2 separate regions of the Homo sapiens genome follow, and region 2 is linked to region 1. The links are chromatin contacts, found by Hi-C or POLR2A ChIA-PET in ENCODE. All regions are on one chromosome and are shown on one strand. Each heading gives the region's core, a stretch centred on a gene start or an enhancer-like site at or near the end of the contact. The rest is flanking DNA. Distances are from core to core; before and after follow the strand shown.

Region 1 (6,726 bases), core at 1,725-4,224:
CACGCCCAGCCAAACTTTAGTTTTGCTCTGTCCTGGGCAAGTGCTACAGGGGATGGAAAACTTGTTTTTACACTATATAGCATGCACTGCATAAGGCGACCAAGGCAGTCAAGGGCTTGGGAGAGCGTAAATAAGCAAGACAATTCAGATAGCGGTCAGTGCTATGAAAGATGTAAGACTGCAACACGATGGAGACTCAAAGGAAAGTTCAAAGGATGAGAAGCTTCCGCCAAGAGAAGATGCTGTGGAAGTGTTCTAAGCAGAGGGAAGGCAGATGCAAAGGAGAGAGCCTGTGATGTTTGATGGAGAGAAAGGAGGCCTCTGTGTGTCCGGGGGGTGGGGGTGTGGGTGGGGAAGAGAGTGTTAGGCAGTGGAATCATGTTCACGTGGGCCTTGCTGATGAATTGCAGGGAGAGAATAGAGGGAACGAGGAAATCAGCCACAGTTCCAGACTGGGATAGCATTACTGAGTGGAGTGTGGCTCTCCCCTTGAGCCCTAGGGTGCAGTTATCTGCATAGAGGCAGCGCCAAGAGAGGACAGAGACTTGAGGAGAGTTGCCTGCCCTCTCCCAGATTTGCCCTGTGATCCCAGAGAGCCGATTATCTTTCTTCACTGTGATTTTGCAGAACCTGCAGGCAGTTTGGAAACAGCACTGGCAAAGGAGAAAACGAGACTCAGATTTCTCATCCTAGCTGTGACAGAGATGCCAAGTAACCTAGTGGCTTTGTGCAAGTCCTTTAATCTCACAGAACCTCATGTTTCTCATCTGCAAAATGAGTGTAAGATTAGTTAAGCTGCCTACCTGTTAGGGTAGTTGTGAATATCAGTTGGGAAAATTGGTGGGAAAAGAGCTTGGAACCATTTAAAATATACAGATTTGTGAGGAATCAATGCTATGGATCTAACCAATTAAAATAGAATATGGTGGCATGATAGCTAATCTTTTAATGGAATCATTGTCATTTTCTTCTACCATTTTGAGCACTAACTGTGTTAAACACCGTACTGAGCACTTCCACATACATTAATCTTTGTTATATTTTAGAAGCAGCTCAGTCACTTTATTCATTTACGTAAGCTGTCAAGTAGCATTTAACCAAGGGAAACGTCCTCAGTTAATCTTCACAACAGCACACACAAGCCATCTCCATTTTATGGGTAGGGAAACTGAGGCACATCAGTTCAATTCATTGCCCAGGACCCAATAACCTATAAGTGGAAAAATTCCAGATCCACAGCCAGGGCTTTTTGGCTTCAGAGCTCATCAAAGACCATATGCAAAGCTTTCTCTCAGCACAGCTTTATACAGCTGTTGAGCATCAATGCTGTCTATAAATTAGTGTTCAAACTTGGCATCTGTGCTGAAGAGCTTAAAAGTTAATTTCTCGTATTTGTCCTTGGACCTGTGTTAGCCACGGAGTGGGCATCGCCTTGCACAAAGTAGCACCTTTTAAATGAGAGCCTTCACTAGAGATTGAGCAACTGCTGCGTACTTTGCAAATAGAAAGTGTCTTGTGACTGCCACCCAGTTGGAAGATGTAGAGCCCTTGTCAGCACCTGGGTTTGGAGGGTCTCTTAATTATGTCAGGAGTCTGGGCACACTGATATTTATTAGCTCTATACTATGCAGATGTGGACCACAGAGGCTGGGTACCTGGAGTCATTGTTTAAAATAAAGGATCTTGAGTGCAGCTGTGTGGCTGTGAATCCCAGCCCCAAGACATCCCAACTAGGTCACCTTGGAAAAGTGGTTCAATCCCTCTGTCTGCAGTTTCCTCATCTGCAAAATGGGTATGATCATACTGCCTACTTCATAGGGTTGCTGCTGTTGTGGGGGTGGGTGTTGATTTGGAACTATCCACATAAATAAAGCATATTGCCCAGTACTTGGACCAGCACTCAGACTTGGCTGTCATCACCATTAGGTTGAACCATTTTATCACCTCCACAAATGTCAGATGTAGACACATTAAAAAATTCCATGCTCAGGCCGGGCACGGTGGCTCACACCTGTAATCCCAGCACTTTGGGAGGCCGAGGTGGGAGGATCACCTGAGGTCAGGAGTTCAAGACCAGCCTGGCCAACATGGTGAAACCCCGTCTCTACTAAAAATACAAAAATTAGCTGGACATAGTGGCGCGCGCCTGTAATCCCAGCTGCTAGGGAGGCTGAGGCAGGAGAATCACTTGAACCCGGGAGGTGAAGGTTGCAGCGAGCCGAGATCGCACCACTGCACTCCAGCCTGGGCGACAGAGCAAGACTATGTCTCAAAAAAAAAAAAAAAAAAAAAAAAGGCCACCATGCTTGTAGAGCTATCCATTTGGATAGAGATGGTTTTAGCAGGAAGGAATTTGAAAGAGGACCCTCGAGTTATGTGCCAGAGCACTGCTACTCTTCTCACTTACACAGGCATTAAACACAATTTTGAATTTAATGGGATACTCTGATAATTTCTCTTTTGTCCTGAAAATGGATTGTTAGAGAGGAAGCATCACAGCAGAGTATGTTGCCTTTCAAAACAGGGTGCGCATTGCCCACCCGCCGCCCGCATTTCCCTCCTCCCTCCCTGTGGAGATTCAGCTTTTATCAGATACTGTTCAAAGCCCCCAGGACAAGGACAGGACGTCCTTTCATATGAAAGTAATTTAAAACATGTTTTGTTTTGTTTTGTTTTCAGTTAGCACACAACCATATTATGAGGTAAAATTTAAAATGTGCACAATTGATTAAAAATTGAGACTTCAAAGAAATCACTCGCTCATTGGCAGGCTAATTTGGGCTGTATATTCGTTCTCAAGGGCTCTTAGGAATTGTGTAAGTGAAAGAATTTGCAAAGCTCCCGGAGCTTGCAGCCTGTGCCTTCAGACACAGCAGCACGGAGTCCCCACTCTGCTTCCTGTTTACTGTGCAACTGGAGTTTGTTACTTAGAGGCTTAGTTTCCTCTGCTGAAAATCAAGATAGCACTTTCCATTTCAAAGGGTTTGAGGGGACAAAGGAGATTCACAGATGTAAAGGGAAAGTGTGGTGCCCAGGAGGTGGTTTGCACCCAGTGTAGTCCCCCCACTCCTTTGCCTTCACTTGAAAGACGCAAAAGTGTCACTGGCAATGTTGTGCACAGAGCAGACGTCAGAGAATCAAGATGGGCCTGCTTCCTGCCATGGACTTTGGACCCTGCAGCCCCAGCTTCTTGCTCTTTGTGCCTCTCAGCTATAGGGGCTTAATCTGGGAGCTTGGAGTGTCACCATGCCTCCCTTGCATCTCCCTCAGTGATGCATTGGCTCATCTGTCACCTGCCAGTGGCCGACAAGGCCCCATCAGTCTTGCTGTTACCTATTTATCTACCTGCTTTTTCTTCTTTCTGTCATCACTCATTTAGTAATTCAACACTATTCTGGCACCCACTCTGTTCAGAACACTGCCACTGATACTTTTGTATCTTTCTATTTTGAAATATTCCATGAAACTCTTCTTACCATTTGTGGAGCCATAAGGCCACATCAAGGGGTCGGCCTTTCATCTCAGCAAAAATTTTGCATTTCAGCTGCCTCGGGAATGGTTTTCTTTCCCCTCGACCTTGTCTTTATTTCATAGTAATTTAGCCACATCTTGAATTCCTCGTCTTTTCTGTTTGAGTTTGACAGTTTTATTTTGTTTCAACTATGCAATACTAGCCTTCAAGACTGATAAATTCATATTATTCCAAAGCTTTTAGTACCTACCCAATGGTGGGCACAAAAATGGGGCTGTAAGATCGACTTATGATTAAGTTCCAATTTCAGATTAAGTGGTTTATTGTCTAGGCAGAGCTCCTTGTGATTTCTCCTTTATAGGCAAAGAGCTGAGGCTCAGGAGAAATCCAGGCAACCAACATTTTAATTAAAAGGAAGTTTTGAGAAGATTCTTTCATCTTCAGAATTTTCTCTCACCTTGAAGTGAGCGTCGAGCATTGTCTTTTAAATTATTGAATCTGGGCTGGATGGGATAGCTCAGTTGGGAAAATGCGTTCATCTTTTTTAACTACTTTTATCAGAGGTTCTGTCTGACCCTCCATGCATGTGGGTATAATGACCCCAACCTCTTTCTAGCTGTATGCAGTTATATGTAAAACCGCTTCCTGCTCTTTCCTACATAAAAATTCTTGCATTGTATTTTTACATTATTACATGTAGTGGGTGGCCAGCTATCAGGAAACAGCATTTTAGTGCCCTCGAGCTTTTAAAATGTCCCTAAATTTGGAGGTAGACATAGAACAACAATACTATTAACAATTCCATATACTGTGTACCAACACTGTCATATTAAGAGATGTATATCCTCTCAACTGCCCTGAAAGCAGCTTTGTGTTGTCCTAATTTTACAAGAGAAGATCCTTGTAAACAAAGATGTGTCTGGCTGAGGTGGTCTCACAGCAATTGAAGGGGATGTTTGGGTCTCAGGCTCAGGTTTGTCTGGCTGGGCTGCTGAAATTCTTGCCACTTTCTCTCAGAGAACATGTAGGCAACAATAAAGAGAAAAACAGGAGTAAGAGAGAAGAGTACCCAGGAAACTGGCGACAATGGTAGGAAGAGGTGAACAACAGAGAAAACTCAAGAAGTGGAGCAGCTCTGCAGCTCATGGTCACCGGCGAAGAGCTACTAAAGTGTCAGTCCTGTGGGTTTTGCAGACAAAGCATCTCCACCATATTTGAATGTGGAGAGTGTCAGAGATGATGTAAAGAGTCAGTAACTACCTCTAACTTGGGGCAATGCCTTCAAATGTGAACCTTCTCTTTAGTGAGCCGGGAAGCTGTATGGGATTCCCAGGTACTATGGCATCCACTATCAGATTGATCTGACTCTAGTTGGAGACTAAAATCAGAAGCGTTGCAGCAGTGTACTGGATAATGAATGGAGTGATGTAGTTAGAAAACAGTTGGCCTACAAATAATTCTATTTAGAGTAGTAATAGTAGTTATAGAAACAACACATGTTTACTGAGCCGTTTTCATGTTCTTGGCACTGGGCTAAACACTTTACATGCACTATTTCATTTAAATTGCACTATTTCATTAAAATAACATCTCAGTCCTTTGTGAGAGACGAATGAGGTGGAAAGAAAATAAGGACAAAATGACAGGGATTCCTCTTTATTCTCTGGTAGGGAAGCGGGGCAAGGTTCATGGTTGATGTTCCATGGAGCTTCTGGCGTGAATAAATGAAGATGGATAAGACGCAGTCCCAGCCCTTTAGTAATGTGAACTTGGTAGGAATAACTTACCCGAATATATAAATATGATGTAATATTGCATGATGCAGATTAATCAAGTTATTTATAATTTACAATGATCCAGTTGAGGGAGCAAGTAATTATGCCTAAGCAGAGCCCCCCTAGCTCCAGAGGGAAAGTGCTTCTGGAGTCAGGAGTTGGAAAAGGAGGAGAAAGTGGCCAGGGATACAAGGCGGGGAAACCGTGTTCTAGCAAAACAGTAAGATGTGCATGTGAAGTCACTGCCTTCCCTGGGACAGGCACCCTCTTTAGAGACAGCAACACCACCCAGCCCAGCCCCATCTACGCTTGTTCATGTCCACTTAGCACTTCCATTCATCTGAGCGCCTGCAGTGTGGTGTTTGCTTCTTGTTTCTCTCTGCCACTAGGATGTCAGCTCCCTCAAGCCAGGGCTTTGTTTTGTTCATTGTTTCTATTAGTTCGCTTTCATGCTGCTGATAACGACACACCCGAGACTGGGTAGTTTATAAAGAAAAAGAGGGTTTAATGGACTCACAGTTCCACATGGCTGGGGAGGCCTCACAATCATGGCAGAAGGGGAAAGGCACATCTTACATGGTGGCAAACAAGACAGAATGAGAGCCAAGTGAAAGGGGAAACCTGTTATAAAACCATCAGATCTGGTGAGATTTATTCACTACCACAGGAACAGTATGGGGGAAACCACCTCCATGATTCAGTTATCTCCTACTGGGTCCCTCCTACAACACATAAAAATTATGGGAGCTACAATTCAAGATGAGATTTGGATGGGGACACAGCCAGACCATATCATTGTCCTCACCCCAGTGCTCAGAACACTGCCCTGCGCATAGTGAAGTGTTCAATAAAAATTTCTTGAATGAATGATTGACAGTTTGAAAAGACCTGGGAAGGTAACATCTAAATATAAAGAAAGTTGCCCTCTTCCCTCTCCCTCCACGACCACACATTTTGTGATCTTCGTAGCACCTATCACCATTTGTCATTATGTATCTTAAATATTTACTTTTCTGCTGCCTGTTTTCTCCTGCTACAGTATAAGCTCCACGAGGATAGGCATCTGACTTTGCATTCTCTTGTCTTCACCTCTGTAGCCTCAGCACCTAGCATCATATGTAGACATGGAAGCACTTAATAAACATTTGTTGAATGAATGAATGACCAAATGAGACTACTGCTGGTGGACTGAGCAGAGAGGAGGAGGTGGTAAACTACAGTTAGGTTGTGAAGGGGATCATATGTCATGACAAAGACTTTGATAGGTACTCCAGGGAAAGGAGTGCTTTGTGAAGTTTTTCAAGTTGGGTGTTGTGATTACATTTGCACTTCGCAAGGAGCATTTGGTGTGGCCCCAGGGAGATTTAGAGAGGTAGGTTATGTCTAGAATGATGACTGCTTGCATCTTGGAATATTACAAAGCGTTTCCCCAGATTATGATGATTAGCGCATGATTTATTTTTGGGAAACTCTTCCTTA
Region 2 (6,726 bases), core at 2,968-5,467, 48 kb before region 1:
GTTTCACCATGTTGGCCAGGCAGGTCTCAAACTCCTTACCTCAGGGGATCTGCCCGCCTCAGCCTCCCAAAGTGCTGGGATTACAGGCGTGAGCCACCGCACCTGGTAGAAAGGTACTCTTTCCACTCTATTTGCTAAACTGTGATGAGGCAAAGCTGGAACCACCATTTGTCATTTTGACACCGCCAGGAGTTTCCAAGACCACCCCTAAATTCACTGGTTTGCTAGGAGGACTCACAAGACTCAGTGTATGTCATACTCACAGATATGATTTATTACAGCAAAAAGATATAAGGCAGAATCCACAAAGGAAAAAGGCTCATGGGGTGAAGTCCAGAGGAAACCAGGCTCAAACTTCAAGAGTCCTCCCCCAGTGGAGTCACGCAGGACATGCCAATTCCCCCAACAATACGTTGTGACAACACACATGAAATGTTGCCCAAAAGGGAATCTCATGAGAGACTCAGCACCCAGGATTTTTATTGGGGGCTGGTTATGTGGACATTCTCTAGGACATACCAAAATTCTAGACTCCCAGAAGGAAAGCAGGTGTTTATGGTAAACCATTTTGTTTGCACAGTTTAGACACAGTGAGCTCTTAGAGAATAGCAGGAAGCTTCCCAAAACCCCAGTTCTCAGATGCCAGCCAAGGGCCAGTCTTGCAAGCAGTTCATCGTTCTAAGGACAGCAGTGTCAAGCCTGCCGTGTTACCTCTTTCCTAGACAGTCAGTTTGTCTGAGAGGGCAAACAGATCTGAGAGCTTGAAAAGAGAAGACAGATTTTAGATTACATTGTGTTGGAGTCTCTAGTTCCAGCCATGCCTGAAGCAAAATTTCTCTTTTTAAAAACTGCTTAAGTCTCAGTAAAGTCTCTGTCACTTGCGACCTTAAGAAGCATGCTGGCTGACAGAACCCATGCTAAGTAAATAAAATGTTTTCTTCTGACTTCTTTTCCACTTACTACCATCATTGTTTCCCTTCTTAAATTGTCAGAGCCTCCTTATTGACAGGGCCTTTACCCCCATAGCCTAGCATAGTACCCAGCTTATCATAGGCATTTGTAAACTTTTGATGCGTGGATGAGTTTTCTGTAGCCGTTTAGAGGATTAATCTGTTTAGATGGAAAAGGTGGTATCTGCAGCCTATTTATCCATGAAAGTGACCTAAATTAAAATTCTGACCAAGCTGAATTATCTCTTTGATCTTCCCTTTTACAAATTCCTCTTCACTGAGAAATTGGCCACCGCTCTTATTAAGTAGTACTACTTGGGCTCACCATCCTGGGCCTTTTTTTTTTTCTTTTTTTCTTTTTTGGCCTAATTAACTGTGTCACCATTCAAGCCAATTAGGTGTGTGCCTTACTGGGAGATCAATTAAAAAATAAATTAGTGTCAAAGTGGAAAGGGATGTGTCGAAAGATAAATTTTCTTTCCAGTCTTGTACAGAAGCAGCGGGAAACAGAGCATTTTGTAGCTTTACTTACATGCACACATGTAGGAAAGAAGGACTGGAAGGGATCTTAGAGGTCATGAGTTAGCTCAGTGCCTTTTGTTGCAAAGGTCAAGAAGGTTCTAAGGTCTTTGACTTGGATGATGCAATTTCAAGAGAACTTCGCTTGGACAGAAGTCTGTGTTTCATCTTTACTAGCTGTAGGCGAGTCCCTCTACCTTTCTGATCCTAAGCTATCTGTTCAGTAAGTGCTTCACTGAGTGACTATAGAAAGCATGAATGATTAGTAAAATAAATGGATTTGAGTAGGTGGGCCCAGTGTCTCTTTCAGGTCTATGGATCTGATGCAAATTCACACTGTCAGGGGCAAAGCCAGAACCATATAAAAGCGGGCATCTTTGGTACCTCTCTTGTCCTCATACCCTACATTTATCTTCCAGTAAGTCCTGCTGGCTGTGCCTTCAAGGTTCTATATACCTATCCAAGCCTACTAGATACTAAAATATTAGTTATTGAATAAACAAAATTAGGTCTCTGGCCTCTGGGCTCTTTGGATTCTACGATATATTTTTCTCCCTTCTGTTCCTTTAAAGGAGCAAATAAGAGGGACCCTGAAGTCACCAAGGGGACTTGAGTCACTGAGTTTATATCCGGCATGAAACACTGTCCAAGGCAGGAATGGAGACACAGAGTGAGGAAGAATGACGAAATCTGCCCCAAACAGGGTTCCCATGAGAGTTCAACTAATGAACAGTGACCTGCTGGCTCAGCCCAGGGAGAATCTCAAAACATAACATTTGGCTTCCAAATCATGCTAGATTGTAGTCTATATCTCTGGAGACAGATCTGGTAGCAGTTACAATGGAAGTGGGCTTTTATTCTTTTTTTTTTTTTTTTTTTTTGAGACAGAGTTTTGCTCTTGTTGCTCAGGCTGGAGTGCAGTGGTGCGATCTCGGCTCAATGCAACCTCTACCTCCTTGGTTCAAGGGTTTCTCCTGCCTCAGCCTCCTGAGTAGCTGGGATTCCAGGCAGCCGCCACCACACCCAGCTAATTTTTGTATTTTAGTAGAGATGGGGTTTCACCATGTTGGCCAGGCTGTTCTCCAACTCTTGACCTCAGGTGATCCACCCGCCTCAGCCTTCCAAAGTGCTGGGATTATAGACATGAGCCACTGCACCCAGCCTTGAATAGCTCTTAATGTTTCTCATAGACACGTACAGTAGGGGCTCAACCCCAAATGTTTGTTTCCTTGACTTAAGATTTTAGAGATACCCTGATATCCCATGACATCAGCACTGCCTTTTTTTTTTTTTTTTAATTTTTGGAAAGAAAATGTGTTTTCCTTGTAGAACAGTAAGACGATGACTCCAGACAGGATGAGGGCAGTCAGCACAAAAAGACCCTCTGGGCCTCATTGTAATAGTGAAGGAAAAAACAAGAATTGACTAGACCTTTTCAAGAATGGATTGCTCTGCTGGAGGCATCATTAAGGTTCTCCAGACTGATCCACTTTATACATGTGTGTCATGAATAAAACAATGCATGTCCGTATCAGCACAAAGGTAAAGAATGAAACTCAATTGTGTATATTTCTACTACCTACAGTCAGCTATTGTTAATATTTCAGATGCTTTTCTGTGCATATAGGATGGATTCTTTTATAAAATTGGGATCATAATATAATCCTGTTTGTATACCAGTCTTTTTCGTCTTAACTTTGCATCACAACCATTTTTCTTTGTTATGCTAAAACATAAAAGTCAAAAAGTCGGCTTGCCCTGTGTTCAAGTCCCAGCCCCGGCTCCGTAATCTTGGTGATCCAATTAACCTCTCCCTGCCATATTTTCTTTTTTTTTTTTTTTCTTTTTTTCCCCCACTTTTTTTGAGACAGGGTCTTGCTCTATAGCCCAGGCTGGAGTGCAGTGGCACAATCACGGCTCACTACAGCCTCAATCTCTTGGGCTTGGGTGATTCTCCCCCTGCAACCCGCCCCCCGCCCCCCCCCCCCCGCAACCCACCACCCCAGCCACCATGAGTAGCTGTAACTACAGGTGTGCACCACCACACCTGGCTAATTTTTATATTTTTTTTTAATAGAGATGGGGTTTTGCCACGTTGCCCAAGCTGGTCTTGAACTCCTGTGCTCAAGCAATCCGCCTACCTCCGCCTCTCAAAGTGCTGGGATTACTGGTGTGAGCCGCTGTGCCCGTCTGCCATACTTTATAGGAAAACTGGGCACCTTCTCTTCTCTGAGTGCAGTTGTTGTCAACACTGCCTTTAAGTTATAATCATCTGGGGAGCACGTGAAGAATAATGATGCCCAGGTCTACCCCATATCAGCCAAGTCAGAACCTCTGGTATGGGCAGTGGCCTGCCGTATTTTTGAAAGCTCCCTACATAATGCTGAAGTGTGGCCAGGGTTGAGATTCACTGCCCTAAGGTTGCTATCCCAGGATCTGCTGGCTACTGCAACAAAAGAGACACTGTGTCTTGGTTGTTTTGCCATGGGGGCAGTGGGGCAGGGTACTGTTTGGGAGGAGTGTTTGGAGACGGGATTAAAATCCTGGCACTTGTCCCTCCCAGGGAAAAGGGTCATCCTGTTTATTTTGTGTCAAGAGCTCAAACAGTGATCAAAATCCAATCCAACATCATAAATACCAGAAAAGGTCAGGGCTGGGCTGGTCATAGGATCAAGCACACACAGCCGAGCTGAGGTTGGCACTTAGTCAACTCCAAACTCTTCACTAGCAAACAGCACAGGGGGGGACTTGGCAAGGCCCGGCCTCTTGGCGCCCCAGTCACAGAATGGAGGTTCACATGGCTCTGTTGTTTTTGTCGAAGGAGGAGAAATGCCATTTTCTCAGCAGTCCTTCTCCTTGACTCATTAGTGTAGTTGGCAATGTGGTTACTTTTTAACTTCTCTGCAAATATTCATAGAAAGAGAAGGGGAGTAGAAGGCAGGAGCTGTTAATGTACACCAAGCTCCTATTTTTTGCAGGCCTCCACAGGGTAAAAGGGACTGGCCCCCGTGCACCAGGCCACTGCCAGTGGTGCAGATGAAGGACCTGAGCCCCCACAGGCATCTGAGGTCACATGGTCAGTAGAGCTGGGAATTTTATCCCGGGTCAGAAGAACTTCAAAGCCCATATTTTGTCTTATTACTACACATCTTAAGAGATTAGAGGGCCGGGTGCAGTGGCTCACACCTGTAATCCCAGCGCTTTGGGAGGGCAAGGCAGGTGGATCATTTGAGCCTAGGAATTTGAGACCAGCCTGGGCAACATAGCAAGACCTCTTCTCTACAAAAAAATACAAAAATTAGCCAGGTGGGTGTGGTCCCAGCTACTTGGTAGGCTGAGGTGGGAGGATCACCTGAACCTGGAAAATTTGAGGCTGCAGTGAGCTGTGATCGTGTCACTGCACTCCAGTATAGGTAGTGGAGCGAGACCCTGTCTCAAAAAAAAAAAAAAAAGTTTGGAGGATTTAATTAGATCATTTCTAGATATTCTGATCTTGATTGTGACAATCTAAAGGAAATTGCATTGTAGGCTATTTAAGGAACTTTCCACATAAGTTTGTCAAGCCAGCCTAGCTAATAGAACAGGATATGTTTGAGCAAGTTATTTACCCCATTGGGCCTATGTGGAATCCCACTGGCTCCTTTAATAAAAGAACATCCAGTCCTCAGGGTTGGTGATAAGATGAGTGTGAAGTGCGGATGCCCATGGGCATGGGGAATTTATTTACCAGTTCTTTTATTAAAAGAGCTGGCAGGATTCTGTTACCAGGACTTGCCTTTTTTTTTTTCTTTTAATCAGAAAATTTTGACAAAGAATCTATGAAGTGCAGATGTAGGGCCAACCATACTTTTCACACTTTTTTGATTGTATCCTACAGTCAGAAATACATTTTTCATCACAATCCAAAAGACATATGTGTGTATGTATGTTTATACAGGCATATATACACACATATATGCAGATGAGCAATTAAAACAATATTTTCGTAAAACAATACTTGACCTTACTATGTTCAGTGAATTTTTATATTTCTTTTCTAATCTATTTAATGTATTTTAATTTTTAAAATGCTTGCTCAGATCCACTGAATTATTTTCACAACCTTCAAATGTGTTACAAACCCTAGTTTCAAAAACACTGGACTGGAAGATATCCTAAAATGCCTTTTAACTCTGTATTAAGCATTCTGAAATTCAGCAAACTTGCCAGCAATCAGAGAGGAGATCAGAAGCTCATTTTCTAGAACCCATTTGCTGGAAGGGGCAGTGAGTAATCTCTTGTAGACGGCTTCCTTGTCCTCCAGTGGCCTTCCCCTTCATTGAGTTACTTTGTGTGGCCGTGCCAAGCATGGTGGCTGCCACGTGGTGGGGGGAGCCTTACATCTCATTTTCCTTACTTCCCAGGCAGGTGCCCTGTTTTATTTATCTCTGTATTCCAAGCATCTAGTAAGGCTCAACACTGGGCTCAGTAAATTGATGGGGAAACAAAATAAAAAATGTGGCTCCATTTTCGTTTTTCATTAACCTTCAGGGAAGATTGCACAATGTACCTTCGTAATGCTATTCATTTTTTAACTAGCTTCAATTCAGCTCAGAAATATGTATGGAAATATGCCTACTATGTGCCAGGTAATGTTGGACACAGAAGACACTAAAGAATGCGCAAGAAAGAGAAGTGATTCTTGCTCTGAAGGAAATCCTGTGTAAATGGAGAAGGGGAAGAAAAAAGCAAAAATAACTACAAAGTAATATGGCCATTGCTTGTGCAGAGAGTTTCCAAAAGCATGGTGCAGGCATAGTTGAAGGAGAGTTACTTCCACTTGGGGTAGGTGAGGTTGAGGGGAAGCACTAGAGCTGGGCTTTGAAGACTAGGCAGCAGTTTGTGAGGGTCCAAATAGCAGGGAATTCCAGGCAAAAACAGCACCTTGGAAAAGGCATGGAGGCATGATCCTGCAGGAGCTGTTTGAGGCACCATGACCTGTGGATGTGGATAAAGCTGAGAGTTCACCGGAAGCAGGCCTGCAAGGGGTTGGGCACTCTGCCTCAGAGACATAGGACTTAGGTTGGAATCGCAGGTCCTCCTCTTTCTACCTGTGATAGGCTGGATAATGGCCCCCAAAGACATCCTCAGCCTAATCCATGCACTAGAACCTGTAAAAAAGTACCCTGTATAGGGCCAGGCATGGTGGCTCACGCCCGTAATCCCAGCACTTTGGGAGGCCGAGGCGGGTGGATCACGAGGTCAGGAGTTTGAGACC

Evidence for each region. Hi-C counts contacts between places; a loop is a spot of excess contacts on that map. ChIA-PET counts read pairs that join two places held with the same protein, here RNA polymerase II (POLR2A).
Region 2: a map of chondrocyte shows a loop between it and region 1 (2.3-fold over the local background). The contact joins two enhancer-like sites. A Hi-C loop is called at or near these places in 1 of 168 maps with a recorded cell type or tissue (chondrocyte). POLR2A ChIA-PET finds 5 or more read pairs at or near these places in 3 of 52 experiments (BJ, HepG2 and PC-9).

Annotation. Positions count from the first base shown.
Region 1 is chr22:33,488,724-33,495,449 of GRCh38, reverse strand. All of the region lies in intron 6 of LARGE1 (LARGE xylosyl- and glucuronyltransferase 1), which reads left to right. Among named protein-coding and RNA genes, the nearest start is that of MIR4764, 55 kb to the right of the region's middle. Within about 2 kb of position 2,974, at least 2 of the 41 ENCODE cell types and tissues checked have a DNase peak (open chromatin) inside an H3K27ac peak, as active enhancers do.
Region 2 is chr22:33,537,787-33,544,512 of GRCh38, reverse strand. All of the region lies in intron 6 of LARGE1 (LARGE xylosyl- and glucuronyltransferase 1), which reads left to right. Among named protein-coding and RNA genes, the nearest start is that of MIR4764, 100 kb to the right of the region's middle. Within about 2 kb of position 4,217, at least 17 of the 41 ENCODE cell types and tissues checked have a DNase peak (open chromatin) inside an H3K27ac peak, as active enhancers do.